3 separate regions of the Mus musculus genome follow, and all the other regions are linked to region 1. Evidence: chromatin loops called from intact Hi-C (ENCODE). Cell type or tissue: heart. All regions are shown on one strand. Links, peaks and the distances in the headings refer to the core of each region. The heading gives the core; the rest is flanking DNA. Region 1 holds the start of Plekha8 (pleckstrin homology domain containing, family A (phosphoinositide binding specific) member 8). Region 2 overlaps 9130019P16Rik (RIKEN cDNA 9130019P16 gene). Region 3 overlaps Mturn (maturin, neural progenitor differentiation regulator homolog (Xenopus)).

What was found. Hi-C counts contacts between places; a loop is a spot of excess contacts. Peaks named below come from ENCODE experiments on the same cell type or tissue, not always from the same donor. Only the 100,000 strongest peaks of a DNase experiment are listed, where the experiment ranks them.
Region 2: a loop joins it to region 1, with 2.5 times the contacts of the local background. A loop is called at or near these places in 2 of 42 quality-filtered maps.
Region 3: a loop joins it to region 1, with 2.3 times the contacts of the local background. A loop is called at or near these places in 15 of 42 quality-filtered maps.

What each region holds. Positions count from the first base shown.
Region 1 is chr6:54,591,004-54,599,016 of GRCm38, forward strand. Plekha8 (pleckstrin homology domain containing, family A (phosphoinositide binding specific) member 8) reads left to right here and starts at 4,108. Exons shown (of 14, transcript NM_001164361.1): 1 at 4,108-4,468. The coding sequence starts at 4,429. It overlaps Fkbp14 (FK506 binding protein 14), which reads right to left and starts at 2,171. Exons shown (of 4, transcript NM_153573.2): 1 at 1,844-2,171. The coding sequence starts at 2,040. In heart, for the core only: a CTCF peak has its summit at 4,182; a DNase peak (open chromatin) is centred at 4,208; H3K4me3 peaks cover 1,930 bases; H3K27ac peaks cover 1,446 bases.
Region 2 is chr6:54,387,673-54,395,685 of GRCm38, forward strand. All of the region lies in intron 3 of 9130019P16Rik (RIKEN cDNA 9130019P16 gene), which reads right to left. Among named protein-coding and RNA genes, the nearest start is that of Wipf3, 38 kb to the right of the region's middle. In heart, for the core only: a CTCF peak has its summit at 4,258 (motif pointing right); no DNase peak of the experiment used is centred there.
Region 3 is chr6:54,695,602-54,703,614 of GRCm38, forward strand. It overlaps Mturn (maturin, neural progenitor differentiation regulator homolog (Xenopus)), which reads left to right. Exons shown (of 3, transcript NM_001289740.1): 3 at 3,379-8,013. The coding sequence ends at 3,489. LOC115490354 (a long non-coding RNA gene) reads left to right here. Exons shown (of 2, transcript XR_003956309.1): 2 at 1-2,638. Among named protein-coding and RNA genes, the nearest start is that of Mturn, 18 kb to the left of the region's middle. In heart, for the core only: no CTCF peak of the experiment used is centred there; a DNase peak (open chromatin) is centred at 4,050; H3K4me3 peaks cover 1,363 bases; H3K27ac peaks cover 776 bases; H3K27me3 peaks cover 362 bases.

The DNA.
Region 1 (8,013 bases), core at 2,853-5,352:
CTGAGGATGCCCAGGCAGTTAAGTCCTTTCAATGGGAGAGTGTCCTATTTCAGGATAATTCTTAGGTTGAAGAAAACATCCTTGGGCTAAGTATATGAGTACAATGGTTAACAAAATCTGGGTAAATGTTATTTTTGTTTTGTTTTTCCAGGCAGGTTTTCTCTGTGTAGTCCTAGCTGTCCTAGAACTTTAAAGACCAGGCTGGCCTCAAACTCTGGGATCTACCTGCCTCTGCCTCCCAAGTGCTGGCGTTAAAGGCATGCACCACCACTGCCCAGTCACTCCTTCTTTTACTGCACAGGCCCTCATAGGAGGCAAAAAGAACAGAGAAGCAGCAATCATTCCCACTAACTACATTTGGCTGCATTTCTTATTACAGCTAAACTAGTTATCACACAGATGATGACTCTGGCAACACAAAACACTCCTTGCAGACGTCTTTAATGAAGTCTCTTCATTTTCATTATATTCCATTAGACATGCCTAAGATTTTACAGGAAGGCTGCACACAACAGTCCCTTCACCAAGTACCACAACACAAGCAGTAAACTGCTACAAAGTGTCTGCACAGGTTTTTGGCCCTTGGCTGGAAAAGAACTTAGACTAGCTATGAAAGGGATCAGACCAAAAGCAAGAATGTAACTGAGACTCTGAAGTGCAATGCCACAGTATTGGTTACTATCCACTGTGCACCGAGGACAAAGCTCTGACAAACTCTTCTTGAAATCTTTCACCAGAGCAGTGTGTGGAGGACTGTCATTCACTACCCTTAAGTCTCACAGAGACCATGTCTCACAGCAGTTTATTAAAACAAATGGCAGGATCTCAATTGAGCGGAAGCTTCAGACTTAGCTCATGCCATTCCCACATCTGCAAAATCTTCTCCCCTTCCTGTTCCGCCTTGATAATTTCCACCCCTGACGTTCAAGGCTGTTGTGTTCCGAACTCCTTCTTTATCCTCCCTGATCAGCACAATGGACCACAGGCTGCCATCCCTTCTCAGTGGACATTCTGTACTCTCCATAAACAGAGCCCTTTCCTGTGTTTTCCCTCTCTGCATCTCCAGGCAGAGGTGTGGCTTCCCGGGCTGAATGAATGAATGGATGCAGATGACTAGAAGGTGAACTTTCTGACCGGCCCTAAGGAGGTGCTGGTTAAATACTTTCTGAATGGAAATCATCACACTTGGTAACATTATCTGCCAAATCTTTGTTTATAAAAAAGAAAAGCGAGTGTAAAACATCTGGAAATCCTTCTACTTTTTACTTCTATAACCACACCTTTGCCATGGATGAAGCCTGACTTTCTAGAAGGAATGACTTTCTGTCATCCTGTGCTTTGGCCAAAATGCCACCTGCCAAGAAGTTAAACAGGTCGCTTGAAACAGTTATTTGTGTATCTTTTAGAAGCAGGCAAATAGATGATTGTGCATTTTGCTGTTGAAGAAAAATGACACATCTTAACATTTTTTTTTTGCACAATTAAAAGGGGAATCGGATATTTTACCTATGGAATGGAGTTCAAGACAGAAAAATCTGTTAAGCCTTTTCTATTGGCTGCTTAATTATAACCTAAGTATTTCTGTAAAACCTCAAATACTCTAGATATAATTTTATATAGAATAAAATGATAATGAAATTAATTTGTCAAGACTCCATGTATCCAGGAATTTCTTTCATGGTCTTGACCTATAGAACGGGTTTGACAATTTTCTTTCTCCAAAGGGAAACAGGTATTTCAGTTTTTTGTTTCAGTTTGTAGAGGTAAAGGAACTGTTAGCTTCACAGGCTAGTGTGAATGGGTGGGCCCTTTATCACTCTGCCTGCAAGGCGTAATTACTTACGTGGAATGAAACAGGGAGCCGTCCTTTTCTAAATAGCCTTCGTAGTGGACCAACATCAGATCCCCTCCCTTGGTCTTGCGATGGCAGATGAATGGCTTCTGGAGAACTTCGATTTTCACTTCTGGCTCAGGAATCAGAGCTCCGCTCAGAACCGTGACCCACAGTGCCAAGATAGCGTTCCACAAGAAAAACCTCATGTTACCAAAGCAGAGGAAAGGCCCCCGACTTCATAGAGTTAAAAATGTGCCAAAAGCGGAGACAGCTTAGGCCAAGCAAGTTCAGGACTCCCCCAACAGACACACTCCCAGGAAGACGTGGCACTTTTTCTAACAATTTTCACACAGACAGCGAACTCACAATAAAGAGTTAAAGCCCCATCCAAACATGATTGGTTCTAATAAGGCAGCTTCTAGGGAAAGGCGTCCTTCCACTGGCTGGCGCTGCTGTCCCTCAGGCGCCTCCCAGCCAATGGCGCCGAAAAAAATGTAGTGGTTCTGTGTGCTGTTGGGCCCTGGGCTCGGATGTGCCCCTTCGGAACAGTCCTAGAGCCCGCTGATTAGGAAATTCTCCCACCTCGGGAAGGCAGCTGGATCCAGGCTAACATCCTCGGGGGTGGGAGATGGGGGAAGGGTTGTTTCAGTGAAGTATTCCAGCTGCGGAGTCTGGAGCCAGGTGACACTCGGGTTTTTGGAAAGACCAGACACTGAGAAGCAGCCTTCTTCAAGATGCCACAAATAAAGGCTCAGAACTATGGTTACTAATTTAGAACAGAAACTCTAAGGACCTACTAGGATGCTTTAAGGTTCGCAAAGCACACTCTGGTGCAAGATCCTCACTAACTTAACGTGGCTATTCCCACCCACCCACTCCCCCCCCCCCCCCCATTTAGACAGTGTCTTAGGGTTTCCATTCTTGGGTTAAAGCATCATGACTAATAGCAAGTTGGGGAGGAAAGGATTTTTACCTATTACACTTCTATATCATAGTCCATTATCCAGGGAAGGCAGGGTAGGAACTCAAAACAGTAATCAGGAAGCAAGAGCTGATGTAGAGAGGCCATAGAGGAGTGCTGCTTACTGGCTTGCTCAGCCTGCTTTTTTTTTTTTTTTTTAATAGCACCTAGGATCACCTGACCAAGGGTGGCACCACTCTCAGTGAACTGGACCCTTCCACATCAATCAGTATTTAAGAAAAAGCAGTAGAGACTTGCCTACAGGTAAATCTTATGGTTCGGAGATCCTCGTTCCAAATTACTCTAGCCTGCATCAAGTTGCAAAAAACTAGCCCGGAGAGAAGCTAGTTTAAAAAAAAAATTAGGTTAGAAGTTAGTGCCCTGCTTAAGTTCACTTGGCCGAAAAGAATTGGCACTCCACCTTAAGACTTGGCTTGATTTCATTCTACAAACATCGCTGTCAATGAGTGACTGCTAATAATTCGTCACTTATGTGACCTTGGTGGTGAGTAGATAATACTTAAGGACGGAGAGAGAGAGAGAGAGAGAGAGAGAGAGAGAGAGAGCACTTGTTTTAACAATTATACAGCTTAAAGTTCTAAACGGCTGCCCTCATTTCAGATGTAGTCCATTGCTGCAATCTGAGAAGAAACTAGAAATCACCAAAAGAGATTAAAACAACAACAAAACACAAACAAAACAACAACAAAAACAGGGCATTGAGGTGTGCAGTCAGGCAAATAACCAACTAAGTGATATATTATTTATTAAACCTGTCAACCTTACACTAAGGGAAAAAATGCCTGCACTTTAGCCCTTGAGAGCATATTTCTATAACACTAACATTTGGTTGTGTTGTGCTTCTTCTCAACATTCACCTTCCATCTAACCTGTGATAGACACTTTTCTTGGATAAAAATCCTGACAACAGTGCATTTTCATACTTTCATGTACTTAGAAATTCCCCTTGGAGAGCTTGTAAAAGTGCCGATTTTTAATCCAAAAGGTCTGGAACCCCCGAGAGATTTTTTTTTTTTTTTTAACAGAAGCCCAGGTGAAGTCAATGTCTGCGGTCCAGAGACCAAGCTTCCAGTCAAGAGGCCGGCAGTTTGAACAGCGCCTTACACAGAAGTGCATCCGGAAACTACAGACTAGCCTCATCCGAGGATTCCGGGTCTCAGCCCGCATCCTCCTCCACTGACAAACTTGTCATTAAAAGCTGGATCCCTGGAGCCTAGACCCCCATGGGTGACCTGCCACCCGCGTGCGCATCGGAGCCCCGCCCACCGGTCAGCCCCTCCGCGCAGTGGCCAAACCCTGGCGTGGATTTGGTAGCGTGCGCACAGCGCAGTGAGCATGCGCGAGCGCGCCGGGGCGGGCGCTGTGGGCTCAGTGGCCGCAGGAAGGCGCCCGCGACCGCCGCCACAGGGGCCGCGCCTCCCGCGCCTCCCTCGCCTCTCTCTGGCGGCCGCTCTGCGGCGTCCACACCGACTGCGCCAGGCGCAGGCGCAGCCCCCGGGACCCGGAGCTGGTGCTCCCAGGCTGTCGCGGTGACCCCGCCCCCGGGCCCAGGATGTGAGGCCGGCCCGGCGTCCCCGCGGCGGGCCGGGGCGACGAGGGGCCCGCGGGTGCCATGGAGGGCGTGCTGTACAAGTGGACCAACTACCTGAGCGGTGAGTGCCGGCTTCCGTGGGTGCGGTGCGCCAGGCGGCACCCTCCGCCGGCTCGCGGCCCGGATGGAGAGTTGGGTACCGGGTGAAGCCGGCAGCCTGGGTCCGCTGCGGGGTCCACCTCAATCTCGCGAATTGGGTGGGGGGCGGCCTCGCTTGGGCCGCGCAGCCCAGCTGCAGGGTGCCGAGTGCCACCAACCCCTGGATTCCAGAGTCTCCACGCAGTCGATCTCCCTAGGCACCTTCAGGGTCATCCCCCTGCCGACCGAGGTAGTGGAACTCTAGCACCGCAGCCCTAAGCCCTGAAGTGTACGCTGGCGATCGGCCTTTTCTCTCCGAACATTTCTTTTGTTTCAGAACTCTGTCATAAAAATGAATGCAGATATTAACAACGGTGTCCTTGTCTTGCCCAGCACAATGGCTTAAAATAGCACCCTGCCCCCTTTCTAGCTCTTGGAAGCACTTTCCAACTATCCAGAAGTTAGAACTATTCCTCAGCTTTGAAGATGATTCTCAACGAACATTATTTTCATCCAAGCAGCCAGTATTTTATAAGTACTATGCTATATGAACAGTGCTGGGTGCGTTTTAAAGTTAAACTTTTTTGTTAGGGAAAATGGGTTAACATTTAACGTGTCAGTGGGGATGCAGAAACTAGAAATCTTACCAACTAGAGCTAGGGTTTCCCCATCCTTTGGTGGGGCAGTTCTGTAGTAAGGACAGGTGTGTATGGCTTGTGAAGATCTGGCAGAGTAACTTTGAGGAAGTCACAGCCCAGTACAGGCAGAAGTACACCTGTCAGCATGTACCTGGAATCTCCAAGTAGTATAGTAGTTAGCACAGTTAATTCATTTTTTTTAAAATCTCTACCCGAGGGTCTGATGAGAAGGTTTTCCTTAAGACCTGGCCTTCACTTCAAGGATCTCCACTGATGTCAGCAGAGAGATTAGGTTATACAGGAAGAACTCAAAGCTGGCCTGCAGGTCCTTGAATACTGGAAGCCGATTAGCATGTTGTTTAAGAGAAGGCTTGACGGTGCCATTCTCCCAATGCTGTCCTAAATGCTGAGAAGTAGGTGTGTATCTTAATTGTAAACCCTTGAGTCAACTTCACCCTTTACTGTCCTCCTCTGAACCCTAGCCCGGACACACACAAATCACTTTCTTCTCCTGCCCCACCTTAATCATTTCCGTCTTCCTTTCCCTCCCCTTTCTGTGTGGAAACTTTTGGTAGTAAAATGCCCTCTCCCCACAGTCTTCTGTATCCTTCATTGCACCAACATTTTTCTAGCTGTCTCTGTGGATCTATCTTCTGTGATGCCCCTGCCATCTGTTTGATGGTAAGAGTCAACTCTTTTCTTCCCTAAGTAAGAACGGACAGTACTGTTGAGTGGCTTCTGGGCAAAGCCCTAAAGGCATTGGAGCCTTCGCTGCTTTTCCTTTGGCTTGTGTGTCACTCACTGTTCCATGAAGGCTGAAGGCTGTCACACCGCTGACTACTTTTCTGGATAGACTACTCTGCTTAAAATTGAGGGTCGGTTGGCACATTGGCTTTCATTCAACACGGCCTTACTTTGGAAGAGAATGGCACTAGCTTAGGAAGATCACATGGGTTCCCTCTGCTCTCCTTTGCTGTCGGAGAGTGAATGATGAACTTAGATGGAAAGCCTTTGCCTTTAGAATAATATTTTCCGAGTTCTCTGAGAATGTCGCACAGCTCCTTTTGCTCATGTTCATCCCTCTTCCCATAGCCACCCTTTCCACCCTCACTCCCTACTCACCTTGAAGTCGTCCTCCTGCTCCTCCTCTTTCTCCTCCATCTCCTGCAGCTAATGATGCTCAGAGACTCTTGGGAGTGGGGCCCGCTAAGGATCATACCATTAAAGAAAACTGGCACTTGCTCTCCCAGCAACTATCAGCTGCCAGGAGTTCCTCAGCCAGTGCTGGGATTTCATACCTCCCTCCCTCCCTCCCCGATGCTGGGATTGTGTCTGGCTTGAGCTTGCACAAGTCCTCTGCAGGTTGTCACAAACACTGAGTGCATATTTGCAACTGTGTTGTTATGTCCAGAAAACACTTGTTTCCTTGATGTTTTCTAGCATCTCTGGATCTTACAGTCTTTTCGCTTACCCTTCCACTAAGATCCCAGGGCCTTAGGAATAGGGGGTGATATGTTTATTCCATTTTGGACTGAGCACTCTGTGATCTCTTACTTCCCACACCTTCACTAGTTGAGGGTCTCTGGGTTAATTGACATCTATAGTGATGAGAAGTATTAAGTATTAAGCAATGCACTGATGTGTAAGTATGGAGATAATTCATTAGAAGCTGATTTAGTGCTATAGCGTTTGGTTTAGCTGAATAGCAGTATTAGGTAATAGTATTAGGTTCTCCTTTTGGACTCTTGGCCCTGCTAACAGTACCAGGAATGGGTTCCATTTCATTGAGCAGGCTTTAGATCCAGTCAGGAATAGTTAGTTATGCCCGGAACATTCATGCCACTGTTGTACCAGTGAGGGCATATTACCAAGCCAGTTATTGTAGCTTGTAGAAGTCACACTGAGTGATACTGATGATTGCTTTTTCTCTGCTGGTGTGCTCGGTAGCTTCCAGTGCTAGGAAAGCTAGCCAGTGGGGCTGAGGTGAGCACCAGTTCGATAACCCTGTGTTCTGTGGCTCAGATGTGTGGTGTCTGACGCTTATTTTAAAAACTTGGTTTTTGCTTATAGTTTACGTAGTTACTTTAAAATACAAATCCCTGTCCAGGATTTCTTTCCTTCTGAATTTTTCTCCAAAACCAGCTCATAAACGACTCCTTTTATGTGGCTTGTGTATTTATGCTGATGAAAAGCTTAATAAGACATTCTAGGTGTCTTGCACATAGTGTGGTGTTGCACACCTTTAATCCTAGCACTCAGGAGACAGAAGCAGGTGAATCTTTTAGAGTTCTGAAGCCAAGCCCAGTCTCCTTAATGAGTTCTAGGACACCCAGAACTACATAGTGAAACCCTATCACAAACAAGCAAACAACAAGTCGGTGTCAAAATTGAGTGGAAAACTTTAGTATATTCGTTCACCCTTTGAATCTTGGGTGAATGTATTAATTTATCTTTTATGGTACTATCTTTTGTGGTACAACCCAGGCATAGTGTGGCTGGGCACATGCTCTTGCCACCTGCAAACCATGATGATATTTTAATTTGCCAACTGCTTGTTCCTAGGCACTATGCTAGGAACAGGGCAAATAGTGTTGTACAGGCAGACAGCTCTCCTGTCCAGCGTGCCTGTGGTCTAGCCAGTAAGAAAGACTGGACAAGTAGTTAGAAGCAGGTTCCAAATGTGTGTAGTAGGCTTGGAGACAGCTTGGAGACCCAGGAGGTTAGCCTGGGTTGTTGGGGAAAGCTACTTTAGTAAGTAGAGCCAGCAGGTGGAGTCATGTGGGCCAAGGCAGAGGCACAGTAGGAGGCAGTGTGGAAGAATTAGTGACACAGTGTGCTTGAGGGCCTTGACCAGGATAAGGACCTGGAGTTCTTAAAGAGGAGGAACCAT
Region 2 (8,013 bases), core at 2,859-5,358, 200 kb before region 1:
TTTCCACCATCTAGTTTCCAATGCCTACATCCTGTTTGTGGGATCTAATCGGCATTCACAACATAACAGGCGGTAAGACACGAAAATAGAGGGATCTGCTAGCTTGTGTTTTCAGCTTCCTGATTTCTGCCTTACAGAATATACAGTAAGTTGAAGGAGGAACAGGGGAAAGACTTAGGAGGCAGAAGGATGGTCTTGCAAGTCTGATGACCCGAGTTGGGTCTCAGAATCCATGTAAAAATCCAGATGCAGGGGCTGAAGCCTATGTTCCCTGCACTACCGAAGTGAGAGGGAGGCAGGGGCGGGAGAATTGGCTGGCTGCTCAAAAAGCACAGAAAGCTCTGAGTAACCGAATGTCTGGAGGCAAACTCCAAGAACTGTCTAACCCCACTGCAAAGGGAAGCTCAAGGGGCCAAGCCAGCCACAGAGCAATGGGCAGAATGAATTAAAAGGTTTAGGCCAGTAGCTTATAACTAGGCAATTCAGTCTTTTTCTAATGCAGAGAAACAACTGCACATACAAATTGAGATGTCAGTTTCATATTGCTTGCAACACACACACACACTAAACATTAAGAGAATCAGAGTGTTGCTGATAAAATAAAGGTGGAAAAAACTTTCTCAGGGAGTTCAGTGAAGCCTTCAACTGGAGGAGTGCAGAGTCCCAGAAGGACCTCCAGGGACACATGGTTCAGTGAAACAAAGTGATTTTACAATGTACAGTGTGGTGATGCTCACTGAAGAAAAGAACACCTTCAATGCAGGAAGGACTTTATGGGCTACAAGCCAGCTACTCGGAAGGACTAACCAGGGGAACTGCCCACTGGTCCACACCCCTTCCTAGGCTCTTAGACTCACAAACATATTAAGGATGTGAAAGGCCAGGGTAGGGAGAAGAGTTCTAAAACATCACTGGAAGAAATTTCCGGAGACAGGAGCATGCCTATTATCCACTGCTGAGCACCAGAATGGCCTTGACCTGTTGCATGCTCTCTAATCAATGAGAGGTCAGAGCTAATGACAAGCTAACTTAACTTACAACCAGGAGCTTGGAGTGAAAAAAAAAAATCCAGGAAAATAATTTCTTTGTGGATGAGTCGGGGAGCCCTCCTGCACTGAAATGAGCCTGTTAAGCTCTCGGAGTGGACGTGGGAGAGGAGGACACAGATTTCCTTTGACCAGAAGAGCCACATCGAAGATAAATCTGGGGAACAGAGCCTTTGAAGTCCTGGCCAAGAGGAGCTACCTGCAAGGGCAGTGATCTGGTTGCAGCGGGGAACCAAGAATGGAACCCATTGTCTGCAGGCAGCAGCAACACCAGCACTGAGGGCAAGTGAACTAGGGTGTGTCTGCTGGTTAAGGCCTCTATCACAAAGGGCCCCAAACTGTGCAATGTAAAACAAGAAATGTGTTTCACAGATGTGGAAGCTAGGAGGCCCAGATCAGAGTGTGAGGAGGGCCTGCCTCTATGAGGAATTTTTCCAGACCTCTTTCAAATGCCTGCCAGCTGCCCACAAACCCAGGTGTCTGCTCACTTGTAACTAAATGACTGTCTTTTCACATGGCCTTCCTCCTGGCGCTCTCCTCTGCGTACCAATGCCTGTGTTCTTAGGAATATCACTCATTGGGTATAGGGCCTATCCTAATCCAAGAAGACTTCCCTTTTAGCTTAATTACATCTGCAAAGATCTTGTTACCAAATAATGTCACATCCTAAGATACTGGGCTCTAGAGCTTCCACCTATCTTTGGAGGAAAGAGAATTGAACCCACAACACAGGGAGAATGAGGACACGCAGGAGAAGAGCCATCTGTAACTAGTGTGAGAATACAAGGTCACCATGGTGACCACTGTAATTCTGTCATCTCTCTTCCTTCCTCCTGCCCTGGGCTTGGGAAGCCAAGTCAGCAAGGGGAAGCAAGCTAGGAAGGGAGGGAGCAGGTCAATAGCCACACAGCAGACCCCAAAGCAGATGGCTAGCAGGCTGTAGGTGGAATTTCAGGCCAATGAGATATACTATAAGAAAAGGAGGAGGAGGAGGAGGAGGAGGAGCCGGGCATGGTGGCACATACCTTTAATCCCAGCACTTGGGAGGCAGAGGCAGGCAGGTTTCTGAGTTGGAAGCCAGGCTGGTCTACAGAGTGAGTTCCAGGACAACCAGGGTTACACAGAGAAACTCTGTCTCAAAAAACAAAAACAAGAAAGGAGGAGGAGGAGGAGGAGAAGGAGATGGAGAGAAGAAGAAGAAGAAGAAGAAGAAGAAGAAGAAGAAGAAGAAGAAGAAGAAGAAGAAGAAGAAGAAAGTAGCCAATACCTTAGTACTCTGGACTTCACATGCATACAATTGTGAAAGCACACACAAGTGTAAATGTATACACACATACACACAGGCATAAACACAGGCATACATAAAGAATAGAATGGTGAACTCATGTGTGTGCCTCTTACCTGGCTTTAATGATTAAAAATTCATGGCTCATCATATTTTTATTAATAAGCACAATGACCTAAATTCAATCCCCCAAAATCACATGCAAAAGTCAGATGTGATGGCATGCACACATGTGTAACCCAAGTGCTAGGGAGATGGAGCAGTGGCTCTCTATGCTCACTGGCCAGCCAGCCTGCCTAATTGGCAAACTCTAGACCAATGAGAAACACTGCTTCAAAAAGAAAGAGGGGGGAAGAAGGAAGAGAGAGGGGGAGGAAGAAAAAAGACAAAAAGAAAAGAAAAAAAGAACTGGATAGTGCCTGAAGGACAATTCCTGAGGTTGTCCTCTGGCCTCCACATGCACCTGCATGCACGCACGCATGCATGAGTGTGCACACACACATGCATACACAGAGAGAGAGAAAGACAGACAGACAGACGAACAGATGGACAGACAGACGAGGAAGGAGCATTCTTTTAAGTGCTGAGTTGAATAGTGACTCGGGAACAGAACATTTCAGAAGAGGGAGAGCTAATATCAAAAGCCTCAACATAGAGCCAGATTCTGCAGATGTATAGAAAGCAGAGATGAATGCATGAAATAAATAGAAGTTTCTAGAGTAACACTAGGACAGTGCTATCATTCGTGTCTCTATTTAGCCCTTTTTATTTTCGCTATCTCACGCTAGCTTCAAACTCCCTTTGTCAAGAAGAATGACATTGAACGTCTGATTCTCCATCTGGGTGTCGGGATTACAAGCCTGTGTCGCCATACCCCAGTTTATGCAATGCCAAGGTTCAAACCCAGAGCCTTGTGCATTCTGGGCAAACGCTGTACCACCTGAGCTATAGCCCAGCTCTCATGTGGGTATTTAGTGTGCCCAGATGGGTCACTGGCAGGGTGGGAGGGAGTCAGGCGCTGAGACCGAGCTATTTGATGTTCAGTGAATGTGTCCTCCTTGCTGTGAGTTGTGGCTGGAGTGGAACTGTCATCAAACACATGAAGCCCCTTCTGGATCTCCCAGGGATGACCAGCACTGCAAACCATGATGCTTAGTGGTCAGTTGTTTCTCCCGGATGCTCTGAACTCCTTAAACTGTCTCCTCCCGCCCACATGCTGAGGTATTTGGTGGAGTAACCTTGGTGTCAACCTCTGAACTCTGGATTTGTGGCCCTAGCAAGAGATTTGTTCCATTAAGAGTGCAGATGGCTGCTCCTCACTACACACTAAATTCACAAGCACCTTTTGTTGAAGTTAGGCCCAGTTCTTCCTCTGAGCCCCACGTCCCCAGAAATGACTCAAACTCAAAATACATTTACAAATGCCTTGAACGTATAGCTAGGCTCTACTCTGACTAGATATAACTTAAAATATCCCACTTATTTTAACCTACATTCTGTCACAGGCCTGCCTACCTGCGCTCAGATACCATGCCTCCATCTCTTCACATCTTCCCAGGCCAACCTCCCCGTGCCTGGGTCTATTCTAGAATTCTTTCTCCTCCCAGATATCCACCTTATATTTCCCGCCTAAGCCATAGGCCATAGCCTTTTTAATTGGAAAGGTGATGCAGCCATGCAATACACAAGATATTCTCTTTCCAGCCCCTCATCTCACATATATCTGCATGGTAGCTGCCGCCCAATGAATAAAACCAATATAAAAGACTTGCTTCAAGTGCAGAAACACAGATTCCTACACAGAAAAATCTTGGGAATATTTGCAAAGGCATACATGCTATTTGTTCTCATAGATTTTAAAATTATTACTGCCATTTAAGGTGTTTTCCTTAATATTACCAGAAAAATATATTCCATACAAGTGGCAGCAGAGGGCGCTCGTCTTACAGGTTAGTTTTCATGTGCGCTCTGGAAAACACTTGCTAAAAATGCCTGTGGATGTTAAGCTAATGGCTTCAGGATTAGACAATGGAAGAGGAAATAAATGATAGATGATGGTAAATGATAGATATATGATACATAGATAGATTATAGACAGACAGATGATAGTATACATGCATACATACATACATACATACATACATACACAGACAGATATTGTTCCCCTGAGTAATTTTCCCTCCCTCCCATCCCCAGCACTCCAATTTCTCATTTCATTGTAGAAACGCTCCATTTTTAACTGAGAAGGCTCAGTACAGCCGCCAATTCCTCCGATGCACATGCTTTCTCCTGGGATCCCTTCCGGAGGCTGCAGCCACTCTTGGAGCATGCCCCTTGCAGGAGGAAGCTCTTCCTAAAATAACAGTAGCTCCCTATGAACAGGAATCCAAGCACTCTGTTTTAGTCAGGGTATCTCTTGCTGTGACAAGACAAAATGTCCAAAAGTAACTTGACGAGGAAAGGATTTATTTGGCTTACACCCACACCATTGTTCACCACTGAAGAAAGCAAGGACAGGAGCTCAATCAAGTCAGGAATCTAGAGACAGGAGGTGATGTAGCAGGCCTCTCACAGAACCAAGCCTCAGCTGTTCTCCATGACGCCTACATGCCTTCAAAACCAATACTATATGGGTGGCTCTGACAGTTTCTAGTTCAGGCTGCCCATGTGAGGAACCATCTTGGTCATCTGTGGAACACAGCTTCTGTGTGCTGACTCTCAGGAAACACTTCTCAGAAGATTTCACCTCAGGGAAGCTGCTGCAGCCTCTTCTTCTTCTTCTTCTTCTTCTTCTTCTTCTTCTTCTTCTTCTTCTTCTTCTTCTTCTTCTTCTTCTTCCTTCTTCTTCTTCTTCTTCTTCTTCTTCTTCTTCTTCTTCTTCTTCTTCTTCTTCTTTCTCCTCCTCCTCCTCCTTCTTCTTCTCTCTCTCTCCTCCTCCTCCTTCTCTCTCTCTCCTCCTCCTCCTTCTCTCTCTCTCTCTCCTCCTCCTCCTTCTCTCTCTCTCTCCTCCTCCTCCTTCTCTCTCTCTCTCCTCCTCCTCCTCCTCCTCCCCCCCTCTAATACTGTCTTATTCACTTTACATCCCAGTCTTCATCATCACCACTAATTTCTTAGCTCCAGCAACCCGCATCAATTGTCCCAGTAACTCAAAGGTTTAACCACAGTGATACTGGTCTCTTACTAATCACAACTAACTTTTCAGCTGTGATAGTCATCAAATAACTCTCAAACTTCCATGTAGAATGTCACATGCCAGGCCTTTGCACTTCTCTCTACACCATTTTCTTCCAAGCTCCTAAACTTCCAAGCTCACCAAGCTTTGAACACTAAATGAATTTTCTCTCCCAAAGTTCCAAAGTCCTTCCACAATCCTCTCCAAACCAACATGATCAGGTCTGTCACAGCAACACTCCACTCCTGCCATAGGCGTGCCCACCTTGGGGTGAGCCACCCTCAAAGCAATCGAGTCTATAGAGAATGGGGACACAACTCAACATCTCCATGGCTGCACAAAAATCCCTAAGCCAAATGGACCCAGAAAGGCCTCTTCTCAGTCCCAGATCTATAGAAGTGGAGAGGTAATAAGTGTGTATCCTTGAGGCACTGGGTGTGGGGTACCTGACAACTCAGTCTTGACCAGGGGGCAATAGAAACTAATCCTCTTTTCATGGCTCCTGACAGCACAGTTGACACAGCTGTCTGTGGTGTCACACACCTGTGATGAAAGCTTTCCAGTGGCTCATCAATTTTAGCATAAACCTCAAGTCCTTCCCCAAATAATCAGCCTTGGAAACACAGCCTTGGAAACATGGATATGTTTGCCGGACAAAGTACAGCATAGCTGGGGAAACTTGAATCTCTCCGAAGCAACAAATAGTCTATAGAGTTGTGCAGTATATGGGACATACTGACACTAAAATTATGTCTTGGCACATACAGATTCTGTTGTTTATCTGAAATTCCTATTTAACAGGGCCATTGTGTGCTTTTCGTTACTAAGTCTGGCAACCCTGCAGATGTGAGCTGCTTTCTCTCCGCTCCCACACATTCCCAGCTGGATCGGTGACACTCCCTTGGTTAGCTCCCTGCCCTCCAACTCTGAAATCAGCCCTAGAAAGTCTGTGCTGACTCCTCGGTCTCTGCCACTTAGGATGGAGCAGATTTGCTTGCTGCAAGCTCCTCTCCAATCCTGTGACCCCTGTCCAACACCACAGTGCGATTCCTTATTCATGGCAGACACATCCCAAGATGCCTGCGAATGCCTGCAACTAAATGATCTTTATATACCATGATTTTCCTATATACATAAGACTTGATAACGGTGAGCATATGGATTAGGAGGTATTTAACACATCAACAAGTAATAAAATAGAACAAGAATATGGTAATAAAATCCATACGAATGTTCTCTCTGTGTGGTAGTTAGTTAAAGATTCACTTCTTCTGGTTGGAGGTCACTGTAGGTAGATGAGACTACAGTAAGCAATCCTTAGATAGATGAGACTACAGTATTGTTTTGTTCTCTTCTCTCCTAGATCCAGAAGTTATACCCCAGACAGCCTCCAATCCCAAGCCATTTTGTGATGATTCACGATTACATTTGTGGAAAGCTACTCACTGGCCCAAGATGTGTCCTATATGTAACTCACAAGCCTTCATATATGCTCGAAGGAAGGATCATCAGGCTGCCACAAATGGTGGCTGCCTTCCAAAGTTTTACATCTCACACACCGATTCAACCCACAGCAGCCCTGACCTCAGGTGGTCTTTTTATATCACAAGTCCATAACAGACGACGCAAATAGGTCAGCAATGTTCGACAGTAATCTATCCTTCTAGACCATGTACATCTCAAGGTTGAGTAAGCTGTGGGGAGCAAGCTAGAAAACAATGCTCCTACCTAGTCTCTGTCTCAGCCTATGTCCCTATGTCCCCAGGTTCCTGCTTGAGTGACTGCCCTGACTTTGCTTCATAACGAATTCCAAGATGAAATAAACTCTTTACTCCCCGGGTCATTTTTGGCCATGGCATTTAACACAGAAACGGAAACCTAACTAGAACAAGCATTCGCTCTAATATCATGCCATTTTTGCAAGGGTACCATCCCGTGAGGGGGCAGAGATACAAGGCCTCTGCATTCCAGATAAAGCTATGTCCTGAACACGAATCTCTTTGTGTTATGGCACGTGCTTTAGCAGTTTGTCAAGATCAGCCCATGTGTGGTTTACCTCCTTATTGAGAAATGTGGATTTGCACATTAGAGCACTGTATCTATTTGACTTGCCAACCTCCCATGAGGAAGGAGAGTAAGACAGTCAGGCAATGGAAGCCACCAAGCTTTGCTCCAGCTGTGTCACCAGCATCTGCAGTGTGCCTATCATTTCAGGTCAGACAATCACACCTGTCACCCTGGCAAGGAAACACAGCACAGCTAACACTTAGTTCCATGGTTAGGGTCCAGCCCTTGCCATAAAGTAAGCAAGCACCTGTGTCCCAATCTACTTCCATCCTTGGCTAGAGTGCCTAGGTTTTGTATATATATACATATATACATACATACATATACACATGCATACACACATACATACATATATATCCCCAAAGCACCTCCCTCACATCATGGACTTCTTTTCTTTTCTGAGGGCAGGGAAGATAGCTACTAATTCCAGAAAGTGCTGTCTA
Region 3 (8,013 bases), core at 2,491-4,990, 100 kb after region 1:
TTGTCAATTTTTGGTCTTACAGCACAAGCCATTAGTGTTCTGTTCAGGAATTTTCCCCCTGTGCCCATATGTTCGAGGCTCTTCCCCACTTTCTCCTCTATAAGTTTCAGTGTCTCTGGTTTTATGTGGAGTTCCTTGATCCACTTAGACTTGAGCTTTGTACAAGGAGATAAGAATGGATTGATTCTCATTCTTCTATTTGCAAAACACATGAAACTCAAGAAAAAGGAAGACCAAAGTGTGGCTACTTCGATCCTTCATAGAAGGGGGAACAAAAAACCCATGGAAGGAGTTACAGAGACAAGTTTGGAGCAGAGACTGAAGGAATGGTCATCCAGAGACTGCCCCACCTGGGGATCCATCCCATATACAACCACCAAACCCAGACACTATTGTGGATGCCAATGAGAACTTGCCGATAGGAGCTTGATATAGCTGTCTCCTGAGAGGCTCTGACAGTGCCTGACAATTACAGAAGTGGATGCTCACAGCCATCCATTGGACAGAGTACAGGATCCCCAATGAAGTAGCTAGAGAAAGTACCCAAGGAGCTGAAATGGTTTGCAGCCCCATTGGAGGAACAACAATATGAACTAACCAGTACCCCCAGAGCTCCTTGGGACTAAACCACAAATCAAAGAAAATGCATGGTGGGACTCATGGCTCTAGTTGCATATGTAGCAGAGGATGGCCTAGTTGGTCATCAATGGGAGGAGAGGCCCTTGGTTGAGTGAAGGTTCTCTGCCCCAGTGTAGGGGAATGCCAGGGCCAGGAAGCAGGAGTGGGTGGGAGAATGGGGACTATGGGGAGAGAGGAGGGGATAGGGGTTTTCGGAGGGGAAACCAGGAAAGGGCATAACATTTGAAATGTAAATAAAGAAAATATCTAATAAAAAAAGAAGAGGAAAAAAGAGTAAGGTATGAAGTGGGGCAAGGGGAGAGGTGTGGTTAGTCAACTAGCCTGCTGGATCTACTTCAGCAATGATTGCTGAGTCCATGAGAGGGGATTGAGAGCTTCTTATGGCTTGGGTTGGGGTTGAGTAACCCATGTCCCCTGAGGAAGAATCATTATAGATATGTGTATTTACAAACATGCCTCAGCTGTACTATTCTTACCCATGAATGTCATGGCTAACTAAACTATCAAAACCCAGCATTCCAAGTGGCCAGTTGCCACCTCAGATTAAATTGGATGGATGTTGGATTGACTGTTCTGTAGTTAGTGGCATTCCGCTCTACAGAGTGGTCTTGTGTCTTCCTCTTGGGGTGCTCAGGTGATGTTGAGGCTCCTAGTGCTGCGAAAGCATCCTCGCTTTGTTAGACACTTCCCCTCGCTCGACTGTGGGAGCTGGTGTCAGCAACTCTCCAAATAAAAGCCGACCACCAGCTTAGCAGCTGTCTCCTTTCATTGTGACTAGCCATCTTCTCTCCCAGGAAGCAGATTCTGTCCTGTATCCCATTAGAATATGGGAAGGAGACAGTAAGTAGTGAGACAACGGGGCTTCTCTTTTCTTCCGAAGATGCATGAGATTGGTGTGCAGGGCTGGAAAAGCTCTCGCTGTCCTTTCCCGAGTGAGCAGTAACTTTCTGAGCTGTTGGCCGCCGTGAGCTCTATGGAAGCAGCATGCATCTGCACTTGGCTGTGGCCATCTTTACTTGTGACGGTTAATGCCTCACAGATGCCTTTGCCCTGCGTGCTTTCCTGGGAGTCTGGGACCGAGAGCTCTAGAACTTAGGAATTAGGCATTGTCTTAGTTGGGACATCTGGTTTACTGTCCCGTCCCCCGCACCCCCTCCCGTTTGAGCCACAGGGAGAGTGGAGGAGGGGTGGCAGGGCTTTAGAGAAGCCACATGAGGAGTAAACAGGGTTGGAATGTCTCTTGGTCACTCTTGACTCCATCATCCCGTACAGAAGTCCAGGAGCAATGAAGGCCATGGTGTTCTGCCAGCTCACAAGTTTTGGGTCATATTGATTGTGAGTGATTAGTACTATTCAGTGTCTAATGGAAGACCAATGTCACTAAAAACTGTTGTCATGGGGCTGGAGAGATGATGGCTTAGCAGCTAGGGGTGCTTGTTCTTCTAGAGGACCTGAGTTTGATTCCCAGCACTCACTGCATGTAACGCTAGCCCCACCCACAAGATCTGCCTCTGACTGCCAAGGGCACCAGTACTCACATGAGCACACCAAAGACGCAGACATGCACACGTATACAAAATTGAAATATATTCACCTTAAATTTGTTGTGCTTCCCTGATCATAGTCATAGAACATCATAGAAGGCTTGTGGAACATAGATGAAATGGAGGCTGGGGAAATGATTTAGAGCTCCTTCGGGGGACTCAGGTTTGATCCCCAGAACTCACCAACATCCTTAACTCCAATGTCAGGGGATCTGATGCCCTCTCTAACCTCTGTGGGCACTGTGCATGCACAAAGTGCACATACACACTAGCAAAATATTCATATACATAAAATACACATTTATGTATATTATACATATACATAAAATACATATTTATACATATAAAATAAATGGAAAAATATTTAAAGATGAAATGGAAAGAAGTTGTTTACAGTCCCAGTTTTATAGAAATCCTTTACATCACACACACACACACACACACACACACACACACACACACAAGATTGTAGCACCTGCTGCCAAGTCTGATGACCCTAGTTCTGCCTCTGGGCATCACATGATGGAATGAGAAAACAAACACCTGTGCATTGTCCTGTGACCACATATATGATGTGACATGCATGCAAACACACAAACCAAATGTAAAATTTTAAAAGAAAACTCAACATTTGAATATATTTAATTGCAGTTCTTTTTCTATGTGCATCCATATGAATTTTGAGACAAACTATATCATAATTGACTATTTTTACATTTTATACTCATCTTATATCATTAAGTAATTTTAAGATTCAGTTTTAAGTCTACGTATGATGTTATCTTACTAACATGCCATAAAATTTAACCCTTTGCTACTCATCATATGTCTATGTGCCACTTATCATAAATAACTGCAAGTGTTGCGGGGTGGGTGGGGGAGGAATTTAGCAGAGGATTGATTTGGGGACATAGGCAATGCTTGTGGTGTGACTCACCAACACCGTGGGAGAGGCATGCACATCTACCACATGTGTGGTTTGCGGGGGCGTGCCTCCCCAAGGTCGCCAGTGGAATCAACAGACCATGAAGACTCAGTGTGTTCCCTGTTAAATTTGTAACTGCCCAGGTGGGGGAGGTGAGTCCAGGGTTGCACTCGCAGTGCTAAGCAGGTGAATTTGGGTGTGTGACGCCTTTGGGCTTCTGCCTGCAATGCTTACAGCTGCTGCTTTTCTTGTCCAATTTCTTCTCTCCAGTTGCTGGGGCTTCCAGACGCAGATGACGACGCGTTTGAAGAGTACAGTGCGGATGTGGAGGAGGAGGAGCCAGAGGCGGACCACCCGCAAATGGGGGTCAGTCAGCAGTAAACTCCTAGGTCACCTTGCAGAAGGGGAGTAAGCCCTGTGCACCCCATGGGGTCCGGTCCTCCGGACAGAGTTCGGTGCTCCTGGGGTAGCCCTTTTGCATTAGCACTTCAAAACAGGACATCCCGCTCCTGGCATCAGAATGAAAATGAAATACCCTTTAAATGACCACACAATATCTGTGACGAGGTTTGCTCGGCAGTGACCGGAATTGCCGCCCCACCTTGGTGGGGTCTCTATGGAGATGTCTTGGTAGCTTTTGCCCCTTTGAAGTTAGAGTCCGTCCGTGTTGTGGCTGCCTGTTCCCTCTCGAGTTTATGTTGGAGGATTAATGTTTCCTGACTGGAATGTAGAGAACTCTGAATGTATTAAGGATGTGTTCTGAGTCCTCACAGGTGACCTTGCTGAGGAAAAGCATGACGGAGGAGAAACGCAGCCTGCACTGTTTGTGTACCTTTTAAGTGTCCGTAAGTGAAAGGCTTCGCTTAGAAAGCATGAGTTTTCATATCTAGTCATGCGCATGCGCATGAGCAAGCGCAGAGGGTGAGGGCGGCTGAGGCTCCTTCAGGGAGTTCACCACTGTCTGCGTTGGTTCCCCGGGCGCGCAGCCGCCAGCCACTGGTCAGTGTAGATGCTTCCTGGGTGTTTGATAGTTTTTTTAAAGCATGCTGCTTCCAAAGCCGCTTTTAAATTCTAATAGTGGAAAGTGTAGATGGGGTGAAAGATGTAAACGATTGGTTTCTTGACACTGTCTATAAGCCTGCATATGAAACAGTAACCTTTTCTCTTTATGACGAGACGGCAGCTTACTTAATCGTGAGAACAGCCCGGATCTGAGCAAGTGCCCCTTAAGCTTTGAAGCCATAGGTAAATCTAACAGGAAAAGAAACTAGGATAGAAATATTAATAAAATGAAATCATTTGCTTTCCTAATCTTTTATTCTTTAGAGAATGTCAAGAGGGGCTCCCAGTGAGTTAATTTATTTAAAATTATAATTAATTACTCTAGGGGACCTACTTGCAGTGAAATTTTTAAAGGGACCTGAAAGTAAGAATCTTAATTACGAGATCGCTTGGGTTGCAAGAGGGTGAGTTAATGATCAGGACACACAGACAACTCCCAGGCGTGACTGCTCTCATCATTAGCCAGTAAGTACTTAGCAAGATATTCTCTGATGCCACTGTGAGACCCTTCCACGCGTGTCTCAGGTTCTCATAACTTAGGGTGCAAGTGTCCCTTGACAGTGCTTGACTGCTCTGTGCATCGAGTGTGGGCGTGTTTCAAACGCACACCCACACCACTTATGTTGCTGGTATTTTAAATTTAAAAAAGAAGGAGATGATGAAGAAGAAGGAGATGTCCACGACCACTTGCGCTGACAGGAGCTTGTGTGGATGGCCAGCGTGTATGGGCATTCTCTGTTTAATGCAGGGGCAGTTCGAAGAGTCCCATGCTCCTTGGTGTATTGTAGATTTCAGCTGCTGGGTGATGTCACACACTGGTTTCCATCTGTGCTTTTGTACCTGTGTGTTTTATTGTCTGGAAGAAACTTACTAATACCAAGCCAAGTGAGTTCTCTTGAAGTAGCCCATTAGCAATGTCACACTGAGTGCTCCTTCCAGGGTGCAAGGTCCAGCCTTTGAGTCCTGCCCATCGCCCCACTTTGTGAGCATACAGCAGGGAGAGTGAGCTCTCTGTCTTGTAGGTACTGTCCAGGGCAGGTAACCTTCTTTTACATATGGTTGGTCACACAAATATATGGCTTTTATGGCTAAATGAGGATGCCTGAGCAGTTTGCTCCATTCTGAGGTAACCTGCAATTTTATACACAGAGGCTTCAAATCTAAATTTACATGTGTTTGAACATTAATATAAGATGAATTTTTATCAAAAATGTATTTAAACTTTGACCAGATATACTCGGTGTTATCACATTAATGTTCTCTATTTGTACAAGTTGAGCTAAGACCCCCTCCTAGTGGTGCAGCGGGCTGCTAAAAACTCTCCTCTTCTGCCCAGGGGTGAGGAAGAGAGAATATCCCTGGATGTGGTTGATTTCCACGGCAAACCCCAGAGGCATCCACACATCCATCGTCCTTGCCAGCCTCCTTCCCTCTGCTGTTGTGTGTGTCCCTTCCAGGGTGGGCCTGTGCGCACACCCGAGCCTACCCGTTCCACAGTGAGACAGATGTGACCCCTCCCAGCCTGCGGAGGCAGGCATTCTAGTGGCAGCCATAGCATGGGGGAAGGGTCTTTGGGAGTTAGGAGAGACACTTGCCTTTGACTGCAGGACTCTGATAAGTCATGTGACTTCTCTATGAAACAGGGCGATTTACTCTTCTAGCTTTGAACACTATCCTAATGCAGCTGCGTAGGAAAGGAAGTGTGTGTTCAGAAGAGCAACAGCCCAGGACACGGAGGGACATGGGAAAGAGATACTTTGTAATTTTGCCAAAGATGGTGTCTTTAAGATGCTGGCCATGCAGCTACTTTAGAATATGGTGGCCAGCAGATATCCAGATCCCTGGAGCCTGGGGTGGGCTCTATCCCAGGCAACTGATGAGATTCTGTCACTTTGAGAGGTGGGTAAGCAGAGGTCCCAGAAGATGGCTTGTCTCGGTTGAATGTCAGTGTCAGGCAGAGCCGCTCCTCGCCCCACTATGCTGAAGGGTTTGGAAGTGGTATGCAGGGAACCCAAGAGGGGAGACTAGTGTGAAGACTAGCTGGAGGGGAATGGCAGTGAACACTTTGCTTGTCCTATCACTCAGGAAAGTGACAGTGAAGGCTTGGTAGGTAGCAGACAGAGACAGTGAGAGCAAACATACAGGGAAGGACTGATGGCATGCTGACCGATGTGACCAGCTGAAATCTGAACTAGCCACTGACAGCACTCAAGAGGCGGATCCTATCACTGAGTGATCCACGGAGACATTTTCCTCCTATCTGTCAGGTTACTTTCCTCTGCCTGGTGATGGCACTGAGCCAAGCAGTCTTCAGACATCGAAGAACAGAGCCAGGGCGCAGCGTGAGGCCCAGTGCAGTGCCTAGCATCACTAGGGTTCAGTCAGACCGAAGGGTCCACTTGGGACTCCTGGGCTCTCTGCAGCACAGGGTACATTCTGTGTTTCCATGACCAGAGCACAAACTGTCTGCTACGTGAGGAAATTGTCCTTCATGCTAATGCCTGAACTAGGTTTTCAGTGCGCTTAAGTCAGACTGGGTCTGGGGCTACCACCCCTGCTCAGTATAGGCAGAACTGTTCTGTAGCACAATGCATGTCTCTGAATATTGTTTCGGTTTCTTCTCCGAGCACAAAACGTATGTTCAGGGTGTCGTGATCCCAGACTGGAACTTTTAGTTGTTGCATGTTAAAACTCACCAGTTGGGAAACAGTTGAATCAAATCTGGTTTTTTTTTCCAGTGAGAGGAACGTAGGGATGGGCAAGACTTAATGTGTGTTGGGAGCAGGTGGACAGGTGCAGTGAAGAGTTAGGTCTCCATCCATCCGAGTTGTAAACAAAGCACATAGCCCACCCACACTTACCTTCTGGGACACAGGACGACTTGTGTCCTTGGCTGTCTCTAGAGAATTGGTTGCTTAGAGGATGCTGGTAATGGCTCTGTGACTTTCATGATGCCCCCTGCCAAGCCAGAGGCACAGCAAGTGTCCTGCACACCTGGTGGAATTCCTCCCCTTAAAAATAAAATCAGCCGCTTGCCAGGGGAGCTCGCCTTCAAGAGTACTGGCTCAAGGGGCTGTGACAACAGAGTGTGGGCCATACCTGCTCTCTCCTCCACTGGTGCTCTGGTGTCAGTGAAACTCAGGTGGGGGCTCTTGTCTCTGGAACAAACCTTGAGGGAGATGCCATGCATGGCTTCTTGCATCCTCTCCAGAGATGCATAAAATGTATTTACATTAGAAACACTCCTCCTTCATACAAACCAAGTCACTTTGGTTTGATGGTAGCTAGCGAGATGTGAGAAGCTGAGGTCTTTTAGGTTTCGTACAGAGTAGGTTTTGTACAGAGTAGCTGTAAAACTTGCTGGGACGCTGGCAGCCTGTGGTCCACGGCCATGACCTGGAGCATTTCCTGTTAGAAACCCCATTCACCACACTGCAGGCTGAGAGGTTCCGAGCAGTCAAAGGTGTGTCCCAAGCTACATAGGAATTCACGTCCAGTTTGATTAGGACTGTGTTCAAGTCGTCTGGTATTGGGGGAAAGCTGACAGTGTGCGCTTCATAAACAACCTTTCCCTGGGCTTTCCTTTTTGTATCTCAAGGTTCTACCTTAACCAGAACCTTTTGAACTGGCAGAGACCAACGCTCTATACACATGCCAGCTGTCTAAAAGGCACTAAAATAAATATTCAGTGCTGGGCAAATCCGAACCCAGCTTTCAGACCAGTGCTTATTTGTGTACAAGTGAGATTTCTCCAGAGAAGCAAATCAGAAGGAACAAAAGCAAGGGACTTTGTTGTTTGTTTCTGTTTTTTATTTTTATTTTTAGACAGTGAGTTTTTCCTGT